Linked DNA regions of Homo sapiens: region 2 is linked to region 1. A link is a contact called in ENCODE Hi-C or POLR2A ChIA-PET data. All regions are on one chromosome and are shown on one strand. The core of a region is the stretch at or near the end of the contact, and the rest is flanking DNA. Distances in the headings are between cores, read along the strand shown. Region 1 holds the start of PLAAT3 (phospholipase A and acyltransferase 3). Region 2 overlaps LGALS12 (galectin 12).

Region 1 (5,043 bases), core at 1,788-4,287:
AAGCCAAAGCCCAGAATGTGGCAAGGCAATGGTTAAAAAGAAAAGAAGAGCAAGTTTTCCTCTGCCTAGCAAGCTCACTTCAAGGACAGTTATAAGATAATGCTGTTTGAGAAGTCAAAACCAAAGGAATAGGCTCCAGATGCCCCACCTCCGGAGTAAAGGTGAAAGAAAAAAAAAAAAGGACAAAATATCTGGCTAAAAGAAATTTAGCCAGTTCTTGTTTTTACTTTCAATGCAGCTACAAGGCCACCAGCTATGCAAGGCCACAAGTTATGCCATGTCATCAGTTATGCTATAGATTATGTGACCTGTCATTATATGATTAACTGCCTTTGCTTTGCTGCTTCTGTAAATTTGCTTATAAAAATCCTGCTTGGTCTTTGTTCAAGGCTCAGTTTTTTGGATGTGAACCCACTGAGCTGGTGTGCACCTTAAAATAAATATCCTCCTGTATTCACCTATACTGGTCTCTCCTTTTTTTTTTTTTTTAGACAGAGTCTCGCTGTCGCCCAGGCTGAAGTGCAGTGGCGCGATCTCGGCTCACTGCAGGCTCCGCCCCCCGGGGTTCACGCCATTCTCTTGCCTCAGCCTCCCGAGTAGCTGGGACTACAGGCACCCGCCACCTCGCCCGGCTAATTTTTTGTATTTTTAGTAGAGACGGGGTTTCACTGTGTTAGCCAGGATGGTCTCGATCTCCTGACCTCGTGATCCACCCGCCTCGGCCTCCCAAAGTCCTGGGATTACGGGCGTGAGCCACCGCGCCCGGCCTATACTGGTCTCTCTACTCCTCTGCGTCCTGCAACACAGGAGCCCTCATAAGGAAATGAAGACCCAAAGAAGTAGTTGGTGTCAGTTACTTCTACACCGAATTGGACAAAGAATAGTAAGTTGTAATGAAGCAACTAAGAGCGGGGCCCGGTAGCTCACGCCTGTAATCTCAGCACTTTGGGAGGCCAAGGAGGGAGGATCACTTGAGTCCAGGAGTTTGAGACCTTGTCTCTATTTAAATAAAAATAAAAATTAAAAAGATGCAACTAAATTATGTGGGGAGGCTTACCAGATAACAGTTATTTTCCTGGAGAACATTACGTTCAGTGAAATAAGCCAGGCACAGAAAGACACATACTTTGTGATCTCACTTATATATGGAATCTAAAAAAATGGAACCCACGAGTAGGGAGTAGAATGGCAGTTACGGCGGTTGGGGGGAACAGGGGGGTGTCAGGGAGATGTTGGTCAAAGGGTACAAAATTTCTGTTAGGAGGAATAGAGGAATAAGTTCACCAGATCTATTGCACAACATGGTGATTATAGTAAATAACAATGTACTATGTTCTTGAAAATTACGGAGAGGTTTTGTGTTCTCACCACAAAAGAAGTATGTGAGGTAATGCATATGTTAATTAGCTCGATTTAGTTATTCCACAATGTATACATATTTCAAAACAACATGTTGTACATGACAAATACGTGGCAATTTTTGTCAATTAAAAAGTAAAAAATGGGCCGAGTGGTGGCTCACGCCTGTAATCCCAGCCCTTTCGGAGGCTGAGGCAGGTGGGTCATTTGGGGCCAGGAGTTCGTGACCAGCATGGTCAACATGCTGAAACCCTGTCTCTACTAAAAATACAAAAATTAGCTGGGCGCGGTGGTGCACGTCTGTAATCCCAACTACTCCGGAGGCTGAGGCAGGAGAATCGCTTGCCCGGAAGGCAGAGGTTGCAGTGAGCTGAGATAGAGCCACTGCACTCCAGCCTGGGTGACAGAGTGAGACTGTCTCAAAAAAAAAAAAACAAAAAACCCCAAAAAGTAAAAAATGAAAAAAGTTATTTCAACAAGGTCTGTACAGAATTCTTTCCGTCTCAACATCTCCTCTTTGAGGATAAGGATGTTGCTTTTTCTTCTAGTATAAGGAAGGTGTCCTTCAACATGGAAATTTCATCTGCTTTTAAGACACAGAAAAGGGGTCTTCTTGCACCTGCTGAGTTTTAAATGCCTTTAATTCAAAACAGCCAATATGCCATGGTGGTGTGTATATACACACACACACACACACACACACATATACACACATATATACACATATATATACACACATATATATGCACACATATATATACACACATATATACACACATATATACACACATATATACACACATATATACACACATATATATACACATATATACACATATATACACACATATATATACACACACATATATACACATATATACACATATATACACATATATATACACACATATATACACACATATATATACACACATATACACACATATATACACATATATACACACATATACACATATACATATATACACACATATATACACACATATATACACATATATACACATATATACACACATATATACACACATATATATACACATATATATACATATATATACACACATATATATATTTTGAGACTGAGTTTCGCTTTGTTGCACAGGCTAGAGTGCAGTGGCGCGATCTTGGCTCACTGCAACCCCCACCTCCCGGGCTCAAGTGATTCTCCTGCCTCAGCCTCCCGAGTAGCTGGGACTACAGGCGCATGCCTCCACGCCCGGCTAATTTTTTGCATTTTTAGTAGAGACGGGGTTTCATCGTGTTAGCCAGCATGGTCTCGATCTCTTGACCTCGTGATCTGCCCGCCTCGGCCTCCCAAAGTGCTGAGATTACAGGCGTGAGCCACCGCGCCCGGCCCTTGGTGGTATATTTTTAACTCCTTCAGTTTTTAAACTATAAGCCCATTCTTGAGTGAAGGCGAAAGTAAACCCATCATGGCCCTGCAGTGTGATGTGTGTGCAGAGGTCGAGTGTGTGCGACTCCTGGATGCTGGGCGCGCAGGGCATGGGTGAGGCGGGAAGAGGCGGTGCCGGGGGCGCGGGCGTCCTGCAGTCGCCGGGCTCGGGACCGGGGCCGGGCGCTCTGCGAGGCTCTCATTAGCCGGCGGCGCGGGGAGGGGCCGGGTGACCTCACGCCGGCCCGGCCACCGCGGCCATTAGACCCGGTCCAATTGCTGGGGCTGCAGCGCTGCCTCCGAGACCGCGAGGTGGGTGGATCGGGTCTTCCTGGAAGGGTGCGATAAGGCCGGGCGAGGTGCCTGGGATGCTTCTCCCCTTCCGCGAGGAAGAGATCTAATTGGGTAGGGCGGGTGTAGACTAGCCTGCCGAGCCGCCCGCTGGCACCTGCAGCCTCCTGGGCGCCCGCCGGGCCCCGGCGAGAAAGTTGTTAAAGGGAGCGAGGTGGTTGTTCCTGGGGTCCGAGGCGCGCCTCTCACGCCCTGCCCAACAGAAGCCGCAGTCCCGTGGGGTCTGGAGACGCAGTTTCCTGTTAATGACAATAAATCCCTGCTCCCCCTGCCTCAGACATCTACGCAGCGAAATCGAGCCTGGCCTTGAGGGTCCACACCGCGAGGGAAGATGCGTGCGCCCATTGTAAGTGCGGGGCGAGGCGGGGCTGGGCGGGGCTGGGAGCCCCCTGTTAGTGGGGACTCGTTGTCTCGGAGCCTGAATTACTGCTTCCGAGAGAGGAGCCTCGAGGATGTGGGGCCCGCACCTCTGTCAGCTGCGAGGCATCGGTGTCAGCTGCGGGTCGGCGCGCACCTGTTGGGAGTTGTCTCGGCGCGTCCTTCCGGGGGCCGGTGTGGGGGCGCCCTGCCTGAAACGCGCCCAGCGGAAGGCGGGACCCTCAGGAGGGAGGTGGCCAGGGCAGGTCTGTCCGCAGAAATCTGGCGCTGCCCTCCGGAGCCACACCCGGACAGCGGGACAGGCCTTGGGGGCTATGTCAGCTGACTCATCCCATGACCAGCCCTGCCAGCGGAGTCCCAGCGTTAACTGTGCTTGGCGACTGCCCCCCTTCCGCCTGGCCGGACCGCAGCAGAGGGATTCAGAGGATGGGATTTGGAGGTGGACCCTCCTAGTGTTGAGCATCTGGTTGTGAGACTCTCATCAAGTTCAAATCCACTGTTTCCCAGAGTGAAGGTTTTGTTTTATTTATTTATTTTTATTTTTATTTTTATTTTTTGAGACGGAGTCTCGCTCTGTCACCCAGGCTGGAGTGCAGTGGCATGATCTCGGCTCACTGCGACCTCCGCCTCTCGGGTTCAAGCGATTCTCCTGCCTCAGCCTACCGAGTAGCTGGGAGTACAGGCGCCCGCCACTACGCCTGGCTAATTTTTTGTATTTTTAGTGGAGACGGGGTTTCACCGTGTTAGCCAGGATGGTCTCGACTTCCTGACCTCGTGCTCCGCCCGCCTCGGTCTCGCAAAGTGCTGGGATTACAGGCGTGAGCCACCGAGCCCTGCCGCAGAGTGAAGATTATATCACTTAATACTCAGAAAGTGCCCAGAACAATGCCTAGCACACATTTTGAGTGCTCAACCATAATTCACTGTTGTTATTATCTCAGTCCATATAAAGAGTTTTGCCTGGTGTCAGGGTGTATCTGGCATGTTTGTTTGACACCTGGAGTGGTCACTTTTTAATATCATTCTCTATCTGATAACATTATTTTTAGCAATAATCATGCAATGAATAGTAATAATGTCCAGAAAGAAACACAGTGAGCATTTTCTTTTATTGAACCTCGTATATGTAATCATGACAGTAAAAACCTTATATATGTAATCATGAGAGTAAAAAAATTAAAAATGAAAAAGTAAATGTGAGTGCAAAAGCAGGAAAAAAAATGGATTAGTAGGTTTTAATCACATTAATGTATTTTTGAAAAAAGGAAAAACTTAGATGTAGGATGGTATCAGAGATGAATAATAGTAACACTACAACTTCTGTTTTTGAAACTTCTGAAAAGTTGTCCATGACATTGTCAAAATCAATCTTTGCATATTCATGGTCAGTATTCAGGGGAGCTATATCTACTAGTCCATCTTTGCTCCCAGTTGATTGAAGAACACTTTTTATTAATTTTAATTTCAAAAGCTGCTTTCATATAAAACTAGAGAGACAAAGGAAAAGCCTTAACCATCAGGATTAGTTTGGCAGAGATTTA
Region 2 (7,324 bases), core at 3,601-6,100, 100 kb after region 1:
TGGGAAAGGAGGACATGAGGGGGTTGCAGCTTCCAGCCAGACTTTCCCTTGTCTGCCTGACGCTCTCTCCAGTGAGACCCTCCTCCTCTCATAGGACACGAAGACTGGACCCAGGGGGCACCCAGTACAGTGCTGGAAAAGAACAGGATAAGGGGCCCGGCTTGTCACCAGCCCACTGTGGTCTTTGACAAGGATCTTCCCAGCCTTGGGCCTCAGTTTCACCACCTGTAACTGGGGCTGCTTCCTGTAGAGGAGTGGTTCTGCACGTCGGAATCATTAGGGGAGCTTTTTAATAAAGCTGATGCCTGGGCCCCCCCCCACCTGCATCAATTGAGTTTCTGGCCATGGGATCCCTGGCATCAGAGTGGAGCGTTGAGGACTGCTGTACAGACATTCGCTGTGCTCTGCTGGCTCTGGCCTCCCACCCCATAACATCTGTCCTGCACACCTGCCCCAGCATCTCCCAGGTCATTATGGGACTTCAGCTCTGTGCTCCAGCCTGAAGGGATGTAATCATTTGGCTCTGACCTACCTCAAAGAATCTCTGGGGGTAAAAGAGGAAGGGGGCTGAGATCAGTTTCTTCTGCCCCCAGCGGGAGATCCAGGCCAGAGTTCTGTCTGCGAAGGAGGCCCTGAGTGTCACAGGAGCATGGGCAGCCTGGTCCCTCAGGCTCACAGTAAAACTGCAGGAAGCAGGAGGAAGGAGAAGGAATCAGCGCCCATTGCCCATAGGCCGCTGCTCAGCCCCCAGGGGAAGGATGGAGGTCAGGGAGTGGATGGAAGGTTGAGCTGCTTCAGCCTCCAGAAACAAGCACTGAGGGCCTATGACAGCCTCATGGCTGAATGCTCAGAACAGTGGAAAGAACACGAGTTCTAGATGAACTTGAGATTGACCTCCAGGGTTGCCATCTATGACTACAGGAGGATGGGGGTGGGAGGGAAGTGTGTGAAAATTGCCTAGCCTGAGCTTCAGTTTCTCCTCCTGAAAATGGGGATGATTATGATGATGATAGCTACAGCTAACATTTATTGAATGCTAACTAAGTGCCAGGTATTATCTTAAATGTTTTCCAAACAGCATAGTGGTTAGAGTCAGGCAGTCCCGATTCAACCCTGGCTCTGCTACTTTCTAGTCCTGTGACCTTGGGCAAGACTCTTAATCTCTCTGTGCCTCAGTTTCCTCATCTGTAATGTGACGATAACATAACTGCCCTGTACCTGCCTGTGGCATTGTTGTAAGAATTAAATGAATACATAAAAAAATGCTTATTTAGAATAGCACCTGGAACGTAATAAGCATTCAGATGATACCTATTGTTTAAAAATATTGCTATATAATACAATCTCTACCTCATAGAGCCAAAAAAAAAAAGGAACAAAGGAGATAATGTATGTGAAAACTAGCAATTCCTAGCACACAGTAGGTGTTTTACAGAAGCTAGTTTGCCTTTCCTTAATCCTCACAAATTCTGTGCTGTGAGGTTTGTCAGCCCATTTAAGTGATGAGGACAAGAAGTTAAATGACTTCTCTGTTACTAGTAATAGTGGTAGGGCCTTAGGTTAGGATGTGAACTAGGATTCATGACTCTAGATTTGGGGGTGGGGGGATCTGGCACCTGCCTCTCAAATAGGGCAACCGGATTATATTATTTTTCTTTATTTTATTTTATTTTTTTGAGACAGAGTCTTGCTCTGTCACCAAGCTGGAGTGCAGTGGCACGATCTCGGCTCACTGCAACCTCTTCCTCCCAGGTTCAAGCAGTTCTCCTGCCTCAGCCTCCGGAGTAGCTGGGACTACAGGCGCATGCCCGCACCGCCCAGCTAATTTTTGTATTTTTAGTAGAGATGGGGTTTCACTATGTTGGCCAGGGTGGTCTCGATCTCTTGACCTTGTGATCTGCCCACCTTGGCCTCCCAAAGTGCTGGGATTACAGGCTTGAGCCACCGCGCCCGGCCCAGATTATTTTTATGTCTTGGGAACTTCCCAAGTTTCCTTCTTGAAGAGCTATGCTGGAGAAGGCGCGGCATCCTGATGGGATGCAGAGGCAGGTAAGGTAGGGGAAAAGGCCGCCCTGGACAGGCCTTTCAAGGGCTATTGGTAGATCCTTACAGGAGGAGGCCCCGTAAGTTTCCAACTTTGGGAAGGAGGTGGCCAGGGCCCAATGTTGGGAAGAAGCTTGGAAGGCAGGAACCCTGGAGAGTGGACTGCGTGGAGCCTCCAGCCCCACTATGGCTCCCCCTACCCCGTCCTGCCAGACAACACTGTGTCTTCCTCTGGCCTGCGAACTCCTGGTGAGGAGGCCTCAGTGTCTCCCTACCTCACCTTCATGCAGCTCAGCCCGCCAGATCACTGGATAATCATGAATCACTAGATGCCCACTAGATCACTGAATAATCACAAATCACCAGATGCCCAGTGAAGCTCTGTTGAAGCTCTTTGAGGCTGCAGTCATACACTCCCACTCAATAACGAGGAGGGAAGGGATGAGGTGAAGAAGGAGGGATAGATTTTCACTGCAGATGAATCCTGTGCCCTCCATCTCTTACTCTCTCTGCCCCATTCAAGCCATCAGTTGCTTTCACAAAATAGCAGCAGCTGCATTGGTTGCAGCCTCGCTAAATACCAGGTGCTGTGCTAAATCTTCATGTTGGTGGATCTCGGCTGAACTGGTGTATAGGAATGTTTTGTCTGGTCCATAGTATTCTTCAACTTTAATATAATATTCAAAAATTGAGAGAGTTTATATAAAAGATGGCTTCTATTTTTGCTTTAAAAATAGTCAGAAGATCTGGCATGACTGGGTGTATGGAGATACTCCTTCCCCTTTACCACCTTCCCAACTGGTTTCCTCACTATTTATGAGACCTGTCTGGCCTCTGAGGACACATGCATTCATGGCCCTTGGGAAACAGCAGTTACTTGCTGACTATGTCACTAGTAACCTTGTGACTTTGAGCTACAATATGAACCCGGTCTCATGCCTCCAAGTTTTGTGGGAAGAAGTGTTCCATCACTGAGCACTTTTCATTTTCCCTAGCAGGTTGGAATTATCATTCACCTTTTTCCGGTAGGGAAACTCAGACTCAGAGAGGTTTAGTGACTGGCCCACGACCGCACTGTTTATAAGAGACAAAACCAGGAATCCAACTCAGTCATGCCTGTCTTTGGAGGCCGAGGCCATCGAGTGCTGGGCTTCATGCCTGTCCCAGAATTCACAGGCATGATCGGCAGTGTGCAGGGCAAGGGTTTAGTGAGGTCAGTGACTTAAAAATAAAAACAAAATTAAGCAAGGAGAACATAGGGTGCTTTCCTTACTCTGCCCTCCCCTACCTCCACTGAGATGATTGCAGTAGTACCCACATTTGTGGACACTTACCATGTACCAGGCACTATTCTAAGTACCACCCCTAAAGTCGGCATTATTATCAACCCCCTCTATCTTTTTTTTTTTTTTTTGAGATGGAGTCTTGCTCTATTGCCCAGGCTGGAGTGCAGTGGCGCGATCTCGGATCACTGCAACCTCTGCCTCCCGGGTATAAGCGATTCTCCTGCCTCAGCCTCCTGAGTAGCTGGGATTACAGGCATGCGCCACCATGCCCGGCTAATTTTTCTATTTTCAGTAGAGTCAGGATTTCACCATGTTGGTCAGGCTGGTCTCCAACTCCTGACCTCGTGATCCACCCGCCTCGGCCTCCCAAAGTGCTGGGATTATAGGTGTGAGCCACCGCGCCCGGCCTATCATCCCCTTCTTACAGAGAGGAAAACAGAGGCACAGAGAGGAAAAGTATCTGTCCTAAGGTTGCACAAGTAGGTGTCCTGAGCACATGCCAACCCAGGCATTCTGGCCCAGAGAAGTCATAAACTCTAATGCGTTTCCTCAAGGCAGGCCGGCCAGTGGCTCCTGTCTAACTGGATTGGAGCCACAGGTCTGGGTTTGAAAGCACCATGTAGGAGAAGTTTGGTAATGTCCACTTAGTCACTGGGTCCCTCCAAGTCCTGGCTTCCAAATACCAGCCCTCTTCTCTGGGGCAGTCTGGCTGTATCTTTTGAACCACACATTGTGTTACCATAGGAAGCTACATGTTTGCTCTGGGCCTCAGCCTGCACCTACGAAGGGCCTTTCCTGGGGCCCCTTTCCTAGGACCTGGGACAAGAGGCTAGGCCTGACTAGATGTACCAGCAGGAATGATGCTCCCAGCAGTGGGGCTGTCGGTCCCAGTCCCAGCCTGACCTTCATAAGCTCTGCCAAATTGGGCCACTTCTCCTTTCTGCTCCTCTGTTTCCTCATCTGTAAAATGGGGATTAAATGGTGGTGCTAGGAGATTAAAAGAGATGATGTTTTATAGCATGTGACTGTCACAGAGAGGCTGCTCCCTCCCCTCCACTTAGATGCTGGATACTTACTGCTTCGGCTCTTGCAAGACCAGTCCCCGTACTATGATGACCTGCCCAGGCGAGAGACCCTGGGGAAGAGCATGTGAGCAGGGCACCTCCTGAAGGAACAAGGGAGGTATTGAGAAGTTGACTTCCAGGGGGACTGGGGAGGACCGCCCATCCCCGGGGGCCAGGGGAGCACTGGGGCAGGCATGTTCTGCCCAGGCCTGCCGCCAGGACACGCTGCTTATTTGTTAAGCACCTGGCCTCCTGTACTCTGTTATTGCCGAACACTTTCCCCGGCCTGTCCAGGCTGAGCTTGGCCTCTCTGTGTCCCGACCACCATGTCCTTCTCCCTTCACTGCATCCTTAACTGTAATTGCCATCTAGTGGTCTGTCCCCCACCAGCCTGTGAGCAACTGGACGGCTGGGACCAGCTTGTTCCTCTATCCTAGAGCCTGGCACCGGGCCTGGCACAGAGAAGTATCAAGTAATGATGTTCACAATAAGTGGAGAAAAGGTAAAATGAAGCTGGAGCTTCAGCCTGAAGCTGCCCAGCCCACCCACAGCCTGCAGCTTGCTATAAAGGAAGGGGAAATCATGCGGCTGGGGGCATAAGCTGCCTGGCCCACCCACAGCCTGCAGTTTTCTATAAAGGAAGGGGAAATCCTGAGGCTGGGGGCATGTCCTACCAGGCTGAGCTCATTAGCTGCTCACCCAGGCTGCGCCCCCAGCCCTGACAGAGCAGGAGGGAGGTTCACTCACCAGCCTGGGGCTCATCAGCAGGAAAGGCTGTCAGGGAAAGAAAGAGAGGACACAAGGCCATGTGGTATTTGCTCAGGAAAAGGGAAACTCTTGTTATTCTAACAAATTGGGAATATTTGGGGCTTGTCTCTCTCACAGCAGTAGGTGAGTCATTGGAGCCCCAGTGGGATCCTCTGGACTTCAGAGGTTCACCAGCGCTGGAATAATAGGGAAGAACGGGGTGGAGGATTTGTCATCCACTCCCTGTGTGGCCTTGGGCAGTACATGGGCCTCATCTCCCCTTCTGTCCCGCAAGACCAACCCCAGCCACCTTGCAGAGGTGGTTTGAGAAATGAGCATTTCAACTAAGGCCTCTCCTGCTAGGAATACGGGGTCTTGCCCCCTCTGCATGCAGCCCACCCCCATTCATCTTCCCAAGCTGGGCCTGGAGAGGGGCTGGGAGAGGAAAATCCAGGCCCTCCAGAGACTGAAGCAGAGCCAGCCATGTCCGTGGCAACCGCAGCAGTGAGGGAAGGGGCAGCTGGGCCTTGTGTAATGGGAGCAGCAGTCCAGAAGGGCGGGTCAGCTGGTGTGGCTGCTCAGACCTTGCTGCCAAGAAACTCACATGTCCAGCTGGGTACTCTCTGCTGCCCTCCACAAATGGCTGTTCAGAAAGAGAGAAAAGAATCAGCAGCATTTAGGACCACTGCAATCCCCTACCTATGCCTGGGAGGTGGGCAGAGCCCTGGCCTTTACAGCTCCTCATGTTCCCATTCGGCTGGTCAGTGGTAGCTTCTTGCTGGCATTTTGAACATCCCAATTCCTAGGCCCCACCTTGGACTTACTGAATCAGAATCTCTGGTGGCAAGCCCCAGAAATCTGGGCTTTAATAAGCCCATCAGGTGGGAATGATAAAGCCAGCTGCCACCCGTTTCGGCCCCCAGTGTGCCAAATCATTCCTGGCCATTGCTTCTCAGTGTTAACCAGACCCACACTGGTTACAGACTCCTGCCTGCGGCTCCTGGACACCCTTTCTGCCATCACTTTCTCTTCCCCCTCAGCCCACTCACACCCGAAACCTCAGTGGACTCCCTCCCCCTTGGCTATTACTGGTGCACAGGGCGTCCTCTCTCTCAGTCTAGGGTGGAGGAAGGGGTCCCAGGCCCGTCCAGGAGTCAGGGGAAATTAGAGGCTGCCACTGCCCAGGCCTTGGTCCCAAGGAAACTTACATTGATGTTCAGGAATCCAACAGCCTCTACCAGGATGTCACCAAATATACCCAGCGTGTCCACATGAGACAGTGGGAGCCGGTAGCGGAAGTGGAGAAAGTGCTGTCCATTCACACTCACCTGGAGAGACAGACAGAGGCTGGCTTATCAGCAGCTAATGTTCATTGAGTTCATAACAATGTCCCAGGCATTGCCAAGCACTTTTTCCTCAATTTTGCCTCACTTAACTTCACGTCATCTCTATGAGGTAGGTACATTTTACAGAGCCTTGGGCGGCTTAAGTAATCTTCCAAAGGTTGCAGAGCTGGCCTGGAGACTAAGGCACCTTCAACGCTCCCTCTACCCCAACAGAGGCCCCTCATTGTGCTTTCTCAGCAGCCCAAAGAGTCATCTTTGCTCCATTTACGTGAGGAAACTGAGGCTCAAGAGGCTACCCTCCCGCCAGCTGCCCTGTCTCCTGGAGATGTCTGAAGATCCCATCATGTTTCTGGCAGGAGCTCACATTAGGGGTCTAAACCTTGAGATCAAGTTCTCTGTCCCTCTCCCCTGCCACTGTGGCTGTAAGATGGGGATAATGAAGGTACCTACCTAATGGGGTTATTGTGAGCATTCAATGAGCAGATACTTTTAAGGGCTTAGAACAGTTCCTGGTATACAGTAGGTTCTCTCTAAGTGCTTGCCATGACTATGGCAGGAGTGCCCTCTTTGGAGCCAGGCACTGTAGAGCTTTCTTGCTGCCATGTGGGCCCAGGGCAGCCTGGAACCGGGCATGGCAGCTCCTTGGTCCTCTTGGTACCTGACCACTACCAATGCCACTCAACATTGTGTCGTGGGGAGTCTGGCTGAGGGAAGGAAGGGCGCAAGGACACAAATTCTAGACCACCCAATGCCCGTCCCTTCCTTCACCTTCACTTCCTCATTCCCGAAGAGAAAGAGGATGAGGAAGCTGGAGCCTCTTCGCAGGGCCAGGTGGGGC

What was found. Hi-C counts contacts between places; a loop is a spot of excess contacts on that map. ChIA-PET counts read pairs that join two places held with the same protein, here RNA polymerase II (POLR2A). Pooled maps may share reads with other maps.
Region 2: a loop to region 1 is called in a map of gastrocnemius medialis, with 10 times the contacts of the local background. The contact joins the enhancer-like site here to the promoter of PLAAT3 in region 1. A Hi-C loop is called at or near these places in 8 of 168 maps with a recorded cell type or tissue (CD14-positive monocyte, Caco-2, dorsolateral prefrontal cortex and 3 more) and 9 of 50 pooled maps. POLR2A ChIA-PET finds 5 or more read pairs at or near these places in 3 of 52 experiments (activated CD4-positive, alpha-beta T cell, activated CD4-positive, alpha-beta memory T cell and naive thymus-derived CD8-positive, alpha-beta T cell).

The regions. Positions count from the first base shown.
Region 1 is chr11:63,612,427-63,617,469 of GRCh38, reverse strand. It overlaps PLAAT3 (phospholipase A and acyltransferase 3), which reads left to right and starts at 3,037. Exons shown (of 5, transcript NM_001128203.2): 1 at 3,037-3,085; 2 at 3,402-3,470. The coding sequence starts at 3,456. LNCROPM (lncRNA regulator of PLAAT3 mediated phospholipid metabolism) reads right to left here and starts at 1,162. Exons shown (of 4, transcript NR_199012.1): 1 at 1,058-1,162. RefSeq lists silencers at 2,825-2,884, 2,905-2,984 and an enhancer at 4,981-5,043.
Region 2 is chr11:63,508,922-63,516,245 of GRCh38, reverse strand. It overlaps LGALS12 (galectin 12), which reads right to left. Exons shown (of 9, transcript NM_033101.4): 3 at 7,255-7,324; 4 at 6,349-6,468; 5 at 5,745-5,783; 6 at 5,141-5,167; 7 at 4,406-4,494; 8 at 533-683. Among named protein-coding and RNA genes, the nearest start is that of LGALS12, 6.5 kb to the right of the region's middle. RefSeq lists an enhancer at 5,382-6,013. Within about 2 kb of position 4,850, at least 2 of the 41 ENCODE cell types and tissues checked have a DNase peak (open chromatin) inside an H3K27ac peak, as active enhancers do; they include dorsolateral prefrontal cortex and gastrocnemius medialis, where a contact is called at or near this core.